3 separate regions of the Homo sapiens genome follow, and regions 1 and 3 are each linked to region 2. Evidence: chromatin contacts called from ENCODE Hi-C data. All regions are on one chromosome and are shown on one strand. The core of a region is the stretch at or near the end of the contact, and the rest is flanking DNA. Distances in the headings are between cores, read along the strand shown.

Region 1 (4,365 bases), core at 176-2,675, 2.4 Mb before region 2:
CTGGCAGAGAGCCCAATTCTACTTAGTCTACTGTCAGCATTTACATATAAAGTATTTTATACAAAAGACACGCATTCCTAAAATGTGACAAAAAAAGGCTCTCCCCAAAGAATGATAACTACTGGACTTAGAATAGTCAGAAGTGATTCAGATATAAAATTTCCTTTAAAAAGCAATAGCCATGTTCAGGGAAGGAAGGTAACATTAGCATTAAATTTAAATACTTCCACAATATTTAATAATAAAATAAACAATGTGCCACATCTATATATACTTCCTTTGTGACAAACTTTATCATCGAGTTTGGTAACTTTCATTCCAAGTCCAAAGAGAAGGCAATTTAAGTGACTTAACCTTGCTTGCTTTTAAACAGCTATGTATTTGACTTGACCTGAACAGCAATCCATATGCTGAAATCGAACGTGAATTGTGAAATGTGTAGACTACTATGGCAGGGATATTACTTTTTGTCCACACCAATTAAGAAGCCCTCTGTCAAGCCGGCACTTTGGTGAGGGAAGGAAATGCACAAAGGTATACTCTGACAGACAGCCATGCTTTAGGTCAAACTAATCCCAAGAATTAGTGGCTCAGAAGCATAACCCAGGGCAAATCAGTGTCTTTGGGGGGACTCATGGGAGCATCTTTCCACAGTGAACTAACTGCTAAATCTTAAGGCGTCTACTTCAAGGTCACAGAACATGCTGTGAAATATTAAAATCCACCAGGCTCCACACGCTCCACCATATCAAACATGCTAATGACGTGAACTAACTTCATGAAACTTTAAATACACTGGTGTGACAGGAACGAGTCAGGAGTGATTTCAATAGCTGATGGCAAACGGATACGACTATCTAAAAAGTTACTTTTAGCAACAAACAAGGAAATCATGGAATCTAACGAAAAAGAATGCACAACGAGCCTCAACTTCAGCCTTCAAAAAAGGCACAGGGATAGATAGACACAGTGCCGTGGAATATATTGATGCAGATTTTAGAGACAATACCCGGGTTTTCTATTTCCTCGAGAAATATCAGGGGTACTTACATGAAGGAAGACCCGATCAGATTAGTCCTTGGGATATTTTCCTTTCTTAAGAGAGAGAGAGAGAGAAAAAAAAAATAACAACAATAATCTTTACTTCGTCCAGCGTTGAAGTGCTTCTCCACCTGATTCAAACATGCAGCCACGGCGACCCACACAGAACCTTCAAAGTCAATCCAATAGCAGCCCGAAGATGTCTGGGTGTACGCGTGTGCTCAAGTGTCTGTGACTGCGAGCAGAGCGAGCAGAGAGCTGGAGACGATGTGTGCGTGTGTGCGCGCGCGCGAGGGGAGCGCGCGCGAGGGGGGGGGCGCGGGGCCGCGCATTCGCGCGCGCCGAGGCCGCTCGGAAGAGGAGGAGGAGGAGGAAGAAGGAGGAGGAAGAGAAGGAGGAGGAGGAGGAGGAGGAGAAAGTGGCTCTCAGCGGCCGGTCGGATTAAAAGTAACCAGACTCGTCCAGAAAACTGCGTCCAGGAAGGAAGTGACAGAAGACGAATGGGAAAAGGAGAACAGCTCACAGCGTTTGAAACATCGCGTAAAAAAGACTGGGGGTGGTGGGGGCGGGGGGGATTGAAGGATACTGGGAGGGGAGGCGGGGGTGGTAGGGAAGACGGAGCACGAATGGTTGGGGTTCTAAGCAGCACGTCCGATGAAATGTCTTTTGCCTCCTTTTTTCCCCCTTTATTTAATTTTGTCCTTGCCTTTGCTTCGCGCTGCCTTTTTCTCTCCGTCTCTCTCTCCCCCACAATCCCAAACCGTTGACTCTTTCCTCGCGAGCTGGAGAAATCATCAGTTTCACTCTTGCAAAAGGGGGGCGGGACTAGACCTCGGAGCATTTTAATAAAACAAACATACAGCAGCTCCCTCCTCACCCCTCCAGTCTCAACTAGATTGATAAATTACTCCACTACACTACTTTAATTATGTATATGGTATGCAGAATAAATCACTGAACATCAGTACCTCAATCAAGCACTTTTAAATGATAATTGCATCTTGGTGAATCAATCTTTCCATTCCTGACATTTTGCTAATTTTAGTTTTACGGTGGGGTAATAGCACATGCCATACGCAAACCTAATGACAATTCTTTATTGCACGAAATGAAGACAACACGGCGAGCTGCGGCTCCCTGCTCCTCTCGCGGCGCCTCTGCGGAGGACGCTCGGAGAGAACCTAGTCTCCCGCTGCGGCGCGCTCGCTTGCTCTCCGGGGACGCTGCGAGCCAGCCAGCAGGAAAGTCCTTCTAAAGTCGGGATCTTTCCTCTGACCAATAGGAGCGCGACCCTAATAGTTGCTCTTGTGACTTTTCCCCCTTTTGGACACGCGTTAGCCACTTCTCTCTTCCACCGGTCGGTGCGCTCCTCCGTTACTCACGCGTAAAAACCACGGTCCAGGATGTCTGCAGCACTCGATTCCAGCGTGCTTTTCCTGCACGCCCAGAAGTCGCGGTTTTCACCCTGAGAGGTTGGAGCGCTAGAAAGCGAGCCGAAAGGTTTCTCTAATGTTAGTAATGTACGAAATAATAAAATAATTACCAGTATTTGAGATCTCGACTTCATCGCGGGGCCATGAACTTTCTAATCAGTTTGGAAATATTTACCGAGGAAGCAGCTTCCTCGGAGTTCCCCCCCTCCCCCCACTCTATCTTTTCCACACCTTACTGGACTTCATCCAGGTCATTAACATGTAAACCAAACCAACTTCCCAAATGCATTAGGCTACCCTAGCCGATAGCTGATGACTTCACTTATCCTGAAGAGTTTCAGCTGCACAGGAAGCAGAAATAGAGACTGATAAGGGAGGATACTTATGTTAAGGTTAAAGCATGATAAACACTTTTCCTTACAAAAAAAAAAAAAAAAGGCTTTAATATTTAGGCTACTAGAGATTGGGCACCTCCCGCCCTAACCAACTGTTAATATATACCATGCCCAATAAAGCCAAAGATAAAATACATCAACTAGTATAGAATCATGAAAAGACAAGATTGCATGCCAGTAGAATTATAGATTACATAAAATGTTTAAACCAAACTATTTTTTAAAAAATATTGTGAAAGCAAGAAGGGAAAATTAATAGAACATGGAATATATGAGATTAGACAATAGTATATTGAAATATCTAGCTAACTAAAGATTTCCTCACTTTAGAAAATTCCTTTTAGCACTACGTTTAACCCAATGACTAGTTGTATTTCCTGTTAAGTTCAGCAATATGCCTCCAGATGACTATTTTAATATATGAGGACAGTATGGTTCAAAAAGCCTCCTGCTTCAATGTAGGAGGTATTTGATGTGAGTAGCTTCTCTCAGAAGAGTGGCCTCAACATTTAGGCAACTGTCCCAAGGCTTCACTTGAAAGGGGAAGGTTTATTTTATAGGCAAGTACAACTAGATCTGAACAATCTTCAAGTTCCAGCTCATCATTGTGACTATCAGCAAAACTAAGACCATTCCCTCCCTTTTATTATAGGAATGCATCACAAACTGTCACAAAGCAAAAACCATCTGAAATAGTAGTATTTCTTGCAGATTAGTATTTACAATGTATTTTGTTTGCCGGTTTTTCAAATGTTGAGTTTGCCATTACCATGAATTCATTTTAATAATATGGCAGAGAACATCTGTATCAGGTTTCCATTCAAAGTACAACTTCTCTGAAAATCCAAAAATTTAAAGGGCAAAGATATTTCGAATACTAAGATATGTCTATATATGGTGGTAAAAATAAAATTAATTTTCTTCAAGATTCACGAAGGTCCTGAAAAAGCAAAGCATTTGAAGGACCATCTAAGTTTATTGCCATAATACCTAAAATTAATGCAGTGAGTTACAACAGTCTATTTGACATGAGCAAACACATAGCCAATACATGAATTTCAGCCCTGCTGTTTTTAATGAATTATAGAGGGTATTTCTGTTTACCACAGTACACTTCAGTTTTAGATGTTCTTTCAAAAAGAAATTATTTTATTTTACCTTTTCATATTTTAAATAATTATTTAATAATACCCATTATAACAAACCCATAATTATTAATGATACTGCAAGCATTCAAAAATAAGTATAACCCCACACTGGATAATTTGAAAATAATTTGGATCTGGAATGTATCACAGTTGGCCTTTTAAAATACAGGATTTTCCCCTCAGCAGATTTAGCTTCTTAATTATGTGTGACCTAAGTTAATATTACCATTAGTTTTCTTCCCATGAGCCTTTACAGTTGAAGCAGAAGAGATATGAAGAAATATACATTAGAAAATCACCTGAGATTTAAAATTATTCATGAGTAATCCACAAAGTAGTTAATCCAGA
Region 2 (4,554 bases), core at 396-2,895:
CCTTGAGCCCAGGAGTTCGAGACCAGCCTGGGCAACATGGTGAAACCCTGTCTCTTAAAAAAATACAAAAATTATTCAGGCATGGTGGCACACACCTGTAGCCCCAGCCCCTGGGGAGGCTGAGGTGGGACTATCACCTGATTCTGGGGAGGGTGAGGCTGAAGTGAGCCAAGATCCCACCACTTCACTTTAGCCTAGGCGAGAGAGTGAGACCATGTCTCAAAATAAGTAAATAAAAATAAAAAGGAAGAAAGAAAAAGAGCCGAGTGGTGGTGCACGCCTGTAGTCCTAACTACTGGAGAGGCTGAGGCGGAAGGGTTCCTTGAGCCCAGGAGTTCGAGGCCAGCCTGGGCAACACAGAAAGACTCTCTCTTTTTTTTTTTTTTTTTTTTTTTTTTTTTTTTTTTTTTTTTTGAGACGGAGTCTCGCTCTGTCGCCCAGGCCGGACTGCGGACTGCAGTGGCGCAATCTCGGCTCACTGCAAGCTCCGCTTCCCGGGTTCACGCCATTCTCCTGCCTCAGCCTCCCCAGTAGCTGGGACTACAGGCGCCCGCCACCGCGCCCGGCTAATTTTTTGTATTTTTAGTAGAGACGGGGTTTCACCTTGTTAGCCAGGATGGTCTCGATCTCCTGACCTCATGATCCACCCGCCTCGGCCTTCTCTCTTTAAAGAAAAAAAAAAAAAAAGAAAAGAAATTTGTCTATATAAATATACAGTTAAAGCAAACAATATAATATATAAAACCAAATTTGGAAATATTTTTTCCTTCCATCAAAACTTAAACATCAATTTTAGAACACAGTGTTCTATATCGTAAGGAGTCCTAGAGTCTACCCAGTATAATGTCTCACATCCTCGCCCTCTTGCTATAGTTGTCAAACCTAAATGTACCTAAGAATCACTGATAGGTAGTTGGTTAATACGATGGATTATTTCTAGGCCCCGACCTCAGACAGGTGCCTCCATGCCCCCACCCAGCCAGGACATTCTGAGTCTGTAATTTGAAGTGAGCTTCAAGAATCTGCATTTTTACCGCGGCGCTTTTGATGCAGGCGGTCCACGGTAAAGTTAGAGAAATGCTGCCCTGCTGCTGCGCTGCAGATTGAACTCTGGGGAAGAAGAAATGAGCACGACCGGGAGCGGTCCATCTAAACCGGTCCATTTAGATGGACAGGTTTTAGCAGTCCATCTAAATCTGTCTCAGGAGCTTTCTTTCTTTCTTTTTTTTTTTTTTTTTTTTTTTTTGAGACGGAGTCTCGCTCTGTCGCCCAGGCTGGAGTGCAGTGGCACTCACTGCAAGCTCCGCCTCCCAGGTTCACGCCATTCTCCTGCCTCAGCCTCCCGAGTAGCTGGGACTACAAGCGCCCACCACTACGCCCGGCTAATTTTTTGTATTTTTTAATAGAGGCGGTGTTTCACCGTGTTAGCCAGGACGGTCTCGATCTCCTGACCTCGTGATCCGCCCGCCTCGGCCTCCCAGAGTGATGGGATTACAGGCGTGAGCCACCGCGCCCGGCCTGTCTCAGGAACTTTCAAAGGGGAGTGGCAGACAGAAAATGAGCACGGTATCTAATCAGCAAGTAGGATTGCAAATAAGAACGCCTTTATGAAGGCCCCAGTTTTTACAGTAAGTCCCTCACTGCCCGCACACAACGATGCCAAGTTCCAACCTGATTTGCGTCACCACAGTTGTGGGTTTGCGCCAAGGTTAGTTATCAAGCGTAGTGAGAGGATAAATTCACAAAATGAGGGACAAAAATAAGACGAGAGCTGGGTACAACGGAAGTGAAACCTGGGTGGAGGTCATCTCCAAATCACAGTGGAAGGACGATGTCAGGGATTTGTCCCAACACTCTTTTGATGAAAGAATTTGATTAGTGGACTATTGCACTCTTAAAGGCAAAGAAAACAAAGCACGGCAGTGCCCCGCTCGGTCGGGATTCAAAAGCAGTGAAAGCTGCCTTGCTCTGTTTAAAGCGACAGGACTGCTCTGCTATTCAGGAAAGACTAAGGAGGCAGCGGTATCTGCGAAGTCCTGCGAGCTCCCGGCGACAGGAGTAGCGCGAGCAGCTGACGGGGGAAATCCACTGGCAGCGAGTCGGATGAGTCAGCGCTGAGTCACGCTCGGCGCTACGTGCCGGCCTGGGCGGCCGCAGCCCGGGGCCCGCAGCCGCGGAGTCAGCAGAGATCCGCCGCTTCCTGGAAGACCCTCCCTGCGCCTGAGGGAGGGGGCGGCGTCGCCTCCTCGCGCCGCCAAGGCCCCCTGCAGTCACACACTCGCCCGCACGCACGACCTCCTCGCTCCATCCTGGGGACATCCAGGATTCACCCCCGAGGGGAAGAGTCCCATGTGACAAATGGTTAGAGCTTGGGCGGATGCTTTCATCCCATGTGTTTCCTCAAAGCTGAGATTCCAGCGCTCTTGCTCTTTTCGTGTTGTTGTTAGGTTTTTAACTTTTTTTTCCCGTTTCCTGGCAGAGGATTAACACGCTGATCTTTTTATAGTTTCCAATATTTTAAATGAAGCACAAGAAGAATGGATTAATAAAACGTGTTGAAACTTAAGCATCAAATCGTCACACTGCTCTGGGTTCTAAAATGACTAGAAAGTGACTGCACTAGAAGCTTTGAATGTTGGGTAACTGGGAAGGATTAACTCGGTTCTGATGTGCCCTTTGTTAATGAAAATCAAATCTTTGCTATTTGTCCAACCACCCTTATAATAACTAAATTTGTCTAAAGACTGGAGACATGTGTGGTAATAATTAGATATGGAGTCACCAAAGAACAGGGTAGCCATGCCTTTGTGTTTTCTGTGCCTTAACTAACATTCTGTTGTCCTAATGTGCAAATGATACATTGTTGGTTTTAAAAAATATTATGGCAATGTTTATATCCATGCTGAGAGTTAATAGCAGGTATTGTGTCATGAAGTGCAGCTAGTCAGTGAGATAGTCCTGATACAGGTGGGGTAATTATTATTTAGGGACAATTTGCGGCTGTTTTTCAAGACAGACTGGGTCTTTAGAAGTTGTGCCAGCTGTTACCGGTGGTTCTGCTTCATTGGGAGAATTATTTCCCTCCTTATCCCTGTGTACGTGTGAAATGATGCAAAACAATAGAGTGTTCGTGTAGTTTGACTGCTTTTCTTGCAGGCAAGGAGACTGAAGTAATTAGAGGTTGAACTGACTCACCAAGGTTACTGGAGAAGCATGACTACCCAATTTTGTAAAGGAGAGAAAAGCCCCAAACAAATACAAATAGGAAACATGAAAATACGAGAGAGGATCAGAGCCCAAGAAAGCAAAATGAGTAATATGGACCAGAAATGGAATCTCATATACTTGAACTAGTTGTAATGGGAGGTATACTTAATGCGCTAGCCTTAAAAAAAAAGTCAAATTATTGCATAAAAATTTAAGATTTTAAGTAATTACATACATCATTTGATGTTTTAAAAACTGTGCCTGATTCTGATTCATTATTCTTAGCATATCCATATGGATATTGCCTTGGCATTTACCAAGTCAGACTTCAGTTCAAAAACCCAAATTCATCTTATGACGGTGTGAACTTGGACTTGATACTTAGCTTCTCTAAGCCTATAATGGAGATTATAATCACCATTTCACCTGTTTGCAAAGCAGGCAGGATTAAATGAGATGATGCCTATAAAAGGTTTAGCACATTTCCATGCAAAAAATTTCTCAGTAAACGAAGCTTGTATTGTGTTATCAGTATTATTGAACTTGACTAAACTATTGATCAGATCACAAAGAGGTAGTACAGGTACTTTGTCCAGATCCTAGAACTAATAAAAGCTTTGGGAATGTACATCACAAACGTAGTGGTTCAGTGACTGATATGGTTTGGCTCTGTGTCCCCACCCAAATCTCATCTCGATTTGTAATCCCCACGTGTCAAGGGAGGGACCTGTAATCCCCATGTATCGAGGGAGGGAGGGGATTGGACCATGGAGTCAGTTTCCCCCATGCTGTTCTCGTGATAGTGAGTTCTCATGAGATCTGATGGTTTTATAAGTGTTTGGTAGCCCCTCCTTCATTCTTCTCTTTCGTTCCACTTTCTGAAAAAGGTCCTCGCTTCCCCTTCACTTTCTGCCATGATTGTAAGTTTCCTGAGGCCCCCCACCCAGCCATGTGAAACTGTGAGTCAATTAAACCTCTTTTTTTTCTTATAAATTACTCAGTCTCAAGTATTTCTTTATATATAGAGTGTGAAAACAGACTAATACAGTGACCTTGGGCAAGATCCTTAGACAAGAGTCTAAAACACCTGAGCAAGTACTTAATGTTCTTTGATTATGAGTGGAGAGATGAAAGAAATAAAGGAAATCTAAATAAAAGGAATGCCCTACAATCATCAGTTGGCCAGAAAAGTGGTAGGTGATGCAAAACAACCAGGCAAGAACGCTTTTCTCCCATCCTCGGAGAGAGCTCCTTGACAAAGTACCATAGCAGTCACTGGGCAGAGAGGATATACTATTGTACTATTGCCCCTTTGCCATACAGGAATGCATTATTTAGCTGAGACAG
Region 3 (4,830 bases), core at 714-3,213, 2.5 Mb before region 2:
CTAAGTTCAGTGTACAACCCTTGCTTTCCTCCTCACACAGAACTTCAGAAAGCAAGACTCCTTCCCTGGAGCTGAAATGAAGTGATGATGCCTCCGCTAAAGTGCTGATTCACCAAGGCACAGGAATAGCCATTGAACTGGAAGACTGAAAGGGTTTTCTTAGGTCTCTGATGTTCAGTATCCTACTAACAGAAAAGTGGGTATCCCAAGGTCTGCGTTTTTCATATTTCAAAATATGACCAAGAGAGCTAGGGAGGAGTTGATTACAAATGCCAGCAGAGCTGGCATGACAGTGGACTCAGAAAGACATCTGCTGATTTCCTCCACTGCCTCTGAAGGGAGAATAAGAGAACTCAGCTACCTGATTCAACAATCCTTGCTAGAAACTAGACAGTTGTTTTCTGAAGCTTTCTAAAGGAGACAGTTAAACCTCATTGTTATTGCCATCATTACAAAACACAAGTATCTATTACCCCTGCATGAGTGAGATTGTGTGCTACCCAGTGAGGATGCAAAGACAAGGCCCCAGGCTTGAAAAGCTCTGAAATCTCTTTGTGGTAATCCAATACATACTCATGGAAAACATAAAGACCAATACAAGGCAGCGTAGGGTGAGGTGCCTGCAGAGTAATCCAGATTAAGTGTTATTGAGTTCCCGGGAGAGAAGAGGTGATCCAATAAAAGATTCACAGAAGAGGCAGGAATTGATGAGGGCCTTAAAGAAAGGCCATAGGAAGATATGTTAGGCTTGTGACTGGGCAGTAGGAAAGGGCTGAGGTAGGAGTTTAAAGAGCATGGTAAGGGGCACTGAGAGGAACCTGTTTAGAAGGGGACCCGTGAAAAGAGAGGGGTGTCAGAGGCTCTGGAGGGATGCAGGGGTTGGGCTGTGGAGATCTCAAATTCCAGGCTAAAAGTCCTTGGGTTTATATGGTGGAAATGAAAGTTTCAGAGTAGAGGTATGACACAGACCTCTAAGTGGTCAGAAAGATCTACTGGCATTGGTATACTCAGGAATTAGTAAGGCCTGCTAGTGTGGACCAGTCTGGAGACTACTTTGATGGCCTGAGATAGAGGCCATGAGGAACTGGGAAGGCAGAGCAAAGGTATATTTCAGGAGATATTTATGGGAACATCTTTAGAAGCAAAATATATTTGAGGCACACTGTATAAAGCAGATTTGTTCTTCATATCCCATTCATTTACCTGTCTCATTTTATGCATGAATAAACAGGCTGAATATATAACAAATAACTACAAGATTAAGTCTGTCAATTGGATTATGAATAAAATTATCCCAGTTCCTGGGGCAAAAAAACAAAAATAAAGCAAACTGGACACCCCCAAAACGTGTGTTAAGTGACAGGACTCACTTAAGAAATGTTGGTTGAATCTGAATATCAATTCCCTTCTATAAGAAAACTTCTGGAATATTAGCCAAATTCTCTAAAGCTAGATAAATATGACAAACCCCCAAATTTTCTTTACAGTAAATTCGAACAGTATTCCATGGCAAAAGCTGTTACATAAAACAATGCATTTACTTCCTCTCACTAGAAGAAAAAAACAAACAAAAGAGAGTATGTTCACTTAAAAAAAAAAAGCTTGACAAAATGGAGTGCTTAGAGGAGTTTTATATTTAATATGTCATCCTGAATCATTATTGTGAATATGTTATGAACTTAGTTTGAATTAATAGATTCTACGGGATAAAAAGAGAATAAGAACATCAAGGTCAATTCTGCTCTATACTTTGCTGTCAGCTGAAGGTCAGATGGACACACTGAAGACATATGTCACTTATCTATTAAGCCTGTGTGAGATCTGGTTTATATAAACAATCAAATGGAAAATTAGCTGGGTAATTTCAAAAGAAGGGGGAGAAAAAAGTCTGTTAAGCAGTGCAATGAAGCTTGAATAGATCAGAAGAAACTAAAACCCCAGCTCGGTAGATGCCGATACTGGTTTGCATGGAGGAGTTATTTTGCTAAAAGGAAGTAAAACCGCTTCGTGAAATGTGTTGTCCTGTGATATGACAAGCACTGGGCCAGTGTGCGAAAATGGAAATGCTTCACGGAGGCCTTGAGAAAAGTTTGTTTTTTTTTTTTTTTTTTTTTTTTTTTTTTTTTAGCATTTTCTACAGTAAACTCTCTGAGAAATTCCAACAAAGCCTATGTCTTTTTGCCCACATTTTAAACAGTGATTCAGGGCAGCAGTAGGGGAAAAAAAAGTAAATATACATTGTAGCTTTTCATTCAGTAAATACCTCAAAACTAAAAAAATTGATTTTAAAAGCCTTCTATTTTTCTCTTGGAATATTTCCTGTTATTTGGAAATTACGCCATTTTAGAAGATTAGTCACATATTTTAAGGTGTTTACATACTGAAATGTAAAATATTTTGAACCATGATGACACTTCTTAAATTCATATTTTTAGAGCATCAAGTTATTTTTAAGAACAAATAAATTCTGCTTTTTGCTAGTGAATTTCTGCTGTTTTTAGCATATTGTGCCAGCTAGCATTTTGGAGCCGTATAATAACCATTTCTGTTTCCAGCCACCAAATTGTTATTCTTTGGACATAATATAGATTCAGGAATGCAAGACTGTGGATCCTAAACCAGTGATATAGAAACCTATGATTTGAAAATCAATGATGAATACATGCGTGTGGTTTACTGCTAAGAAGAGCCTGCATTTAAACCGGCTGGGAAACCGCAGCCTCCTCCTCACTCAGAATGCTGCGGCCTGTGTTGAGCCTGTTGTCCCACCTTAAGATAAATTCACCAAAGAGAATGGTCGCATTTAAATTCAGGGGTCCGGGAGGTGGGAAACACCACCTCTCAACAACCTTCTAATATATGGATTCAACCTTTTTTCATGCTATGTTTTAAAATTACCCTCTGCCTGGACAATTATCAATTTAGACGTGACTGTATGCAGATGTCACATTCCTCTGACCACTTAAAGGCACAAAAATTATAAAGCAGGAGTGAATGGATTTCCTGATTATAGATTATAAGAAAATGAAGTACAGACCAACTTTAGAGTCAGTTTGTTTTATAGTTTCATTTGATTAAAAATATTGTTTTACATAAAAATAACAAATTTAAGCATATATGAGTTAACTTACATAAAGGATTAGAGAATCTACCTCTTCTGGTTACAAGTTTGTATATACTCATATTAGTGTCAATACATAGAACTTGAATGTGGTGTTAGGAGAAAAACATTTTTCTCCCCAGTTAACTTGCAAACACTTGCTGCATTTTTTTTATTGACTCCTATTTTAAGAAGTCGTAAATTCAAAGAACATATTCCTGGCTTAAGATATTATGAGGAAGGCATTTTGCCTTGTCTCACAGAGCTCACTTGAACATGTAGCTCTCTTTGAGCTCAAAGTTCTGAAACTTTCTTTTATTTGGATGTTTAGGCATTTTGAGTTTTCTTCACTTGTTTCTTTTTCTTTTCTAGGACTTTGAATTATGAATACAAGCATATAAGACTAATAAGCATAAACAGAATTAGTCACTATGGACCATGGCTAATTCTGCCATTGGCATAACCATTTTTTAATCTACCAAACTGTCATCTTCTATTATCCCCTCTCCTCCTTCCATCTCCATATCCAATGAGATACCAAATCTTATTCATTTTTCTTCAGAAATGCCTGTCTCTACTTCCACTGCCACCATCTTAGCTTTGGCTTCCATCACCATTTGAATAAATATTTCAGCAACTCGGCCGGGCGCGGTGGCTCACGCCTGTAATCCCAGCACTTTGGGAGGCCGAGGCGGGTGGATCATGAGGTCAGGAGATCGAGACCATCCTGGCTAACAAGGTGAAACCCCGTCTCTACTAAAAATACAAAAAATTAGCCGGGCGCGGTGGCGGGCGCCTGTAGTCCCAGCTACTCGGGAGGCTGAGGCAGGAGAATGGCGTGAACCCGGGAAGCGGAGCTTGCAGTGAGCCGAGATTGCGCCACTGCAGTCCGCAGTCCGACCTGGGCGACAGAGCGAGACTCCGTCTCAAAAAAAAAAAAAAAAAAAAAAAAAAAATATTTCAGCAACTCTCCATCTGGGCCTCTGGTCTCTACTTGAGGGGTTCTTCACCAGGCCTTAAGAGGAGTTTCAGGCCTTCAGAGGAGTTCCTTAAAGCTGTATGCAAACTTTTGTGCATTTGTGTGATGCTAACCAACCCACTCAAGGAAGTCTTTCTGAACTGCTACTTCCATCATGTTCCTTTTTCATACATGAGTGCTTAACACAGTTGAGTCAGTGCCCTGCCTGGCTCTCAGAACTGTCTACAGTTGACACACTCTATCTATGAAACCTAATTTCCAATGGTCACAGCCTGCCTTATGGTCCTCGGAATATATGCAAATCTTTGCTCTAGCAGTTCAATAACTGGCAGTATTGGCTCTCCTGTTTAATTCAAATTTATCTTTTAAGGATCAACTAAAGTTCCAACTCTTTCATGATGCCTTTCAGACAACTTCAGCCCACACTGAATTCACTCCCCTCTGCTGCAATTAGTGGCAGCGATAATACACAGAGTACTAGTTCTTTATATGTTTCAGGTGCTTCACAAATAGATATATAGAATATGCTAGAAAAATTAAGAATTATTCAGGAAAGGCACTAAAAGGTAAGTTATTGAGGGACAATGAGGTGAGAACTGAAAATGTAATGAGTAACTTGTTAAATTGAAACATCAAGGGTCTCTTCTCTTTATGCTACTTGAGAAAATTTTATATTTTAGATAATGATTGCAAATTGATGACCAAGTACACTATTGAGACAAACTGCTTATCTACCATATATATGAAAGCC

Evidence for each region. A loop is a pair of places that touch in the nucleus more often than their neighbours do. Pooled maps may share reads with other maps.
Region 1: a pooled map shows a loop between it and region 2 (5-fold over the local background). The contact joins the promoter of MEF2C-AS1 here to the enhancer-like site in region 2. A Hi-C loop is called at or near these places in 2 of 37 single-sample maps with no recorded cell type and 4 of 50 pooled maps.
Region 3: a loop to region 2 is called in a pooled map, with 2.4 times the contacts of the local background. The contact joins two enhancer-like sites. A Hi-C loop is called at or near these places in 2 of 37 single-sample maps with no recorded cell type and 2 of 50 pooled maps.

What each region holds. Positions count from the first base shown.
Region 1 is chr5:88,881,905-88,886,269 of GRCh38, forward strand. MEF2C-AS1 (MEF2C antisense RNA 1) reads left to right here and starts at 1,426. Exons shown (of 10, transcript NR_136219.1): 1 at 1,426-1,581. MEF2C (myocyte enhancer factor 2C) reads right to left here and starts at 1,280. Exons shown (of 11, transcript NM_002397.5): 1 at 1,051-1,280. RefSeq lists an enhancer at 2,338-2,387.
Region 2 is chr5:91,278,511-91,283,064 of GRCh38, forward strand. No RefSeq gene overlaps it. Among named protein-coding and RNA genes, the nearest start is that of LUCAT1, 34 kb to the right of the region's middle. RefSeq lists enhancers at 1,008-1,949, 1,948-2,207, 1,950-2,891. Within about 2 kb of position 1,646, at least 39 of the 41 ENCODE cell types and tissues checked have a DNase peak (open chromatin) inside an H3K27ac peak, as active enhancers do.
Region 3 is chr5:88,732,473-88,737,302 of GRCh38, forward strand. All of the region lies in intron 6 of MEF2C (myocyte enhancer factor 2C), which reads right to left. Among named protein-coding and RNA genes, the nearest start is that of GSCAR, 38 kb to the left of the region's middle. RefSeq lists enhancers at 1-130, 2,822-2,921, 4,054-4,103. Within about 2 kb of position 1,964, at least 9 of the 41 ENCODE cell types and tissues checked have a DNase peak (open chromatin) inside an H3K27ac peak, as active enhancers do.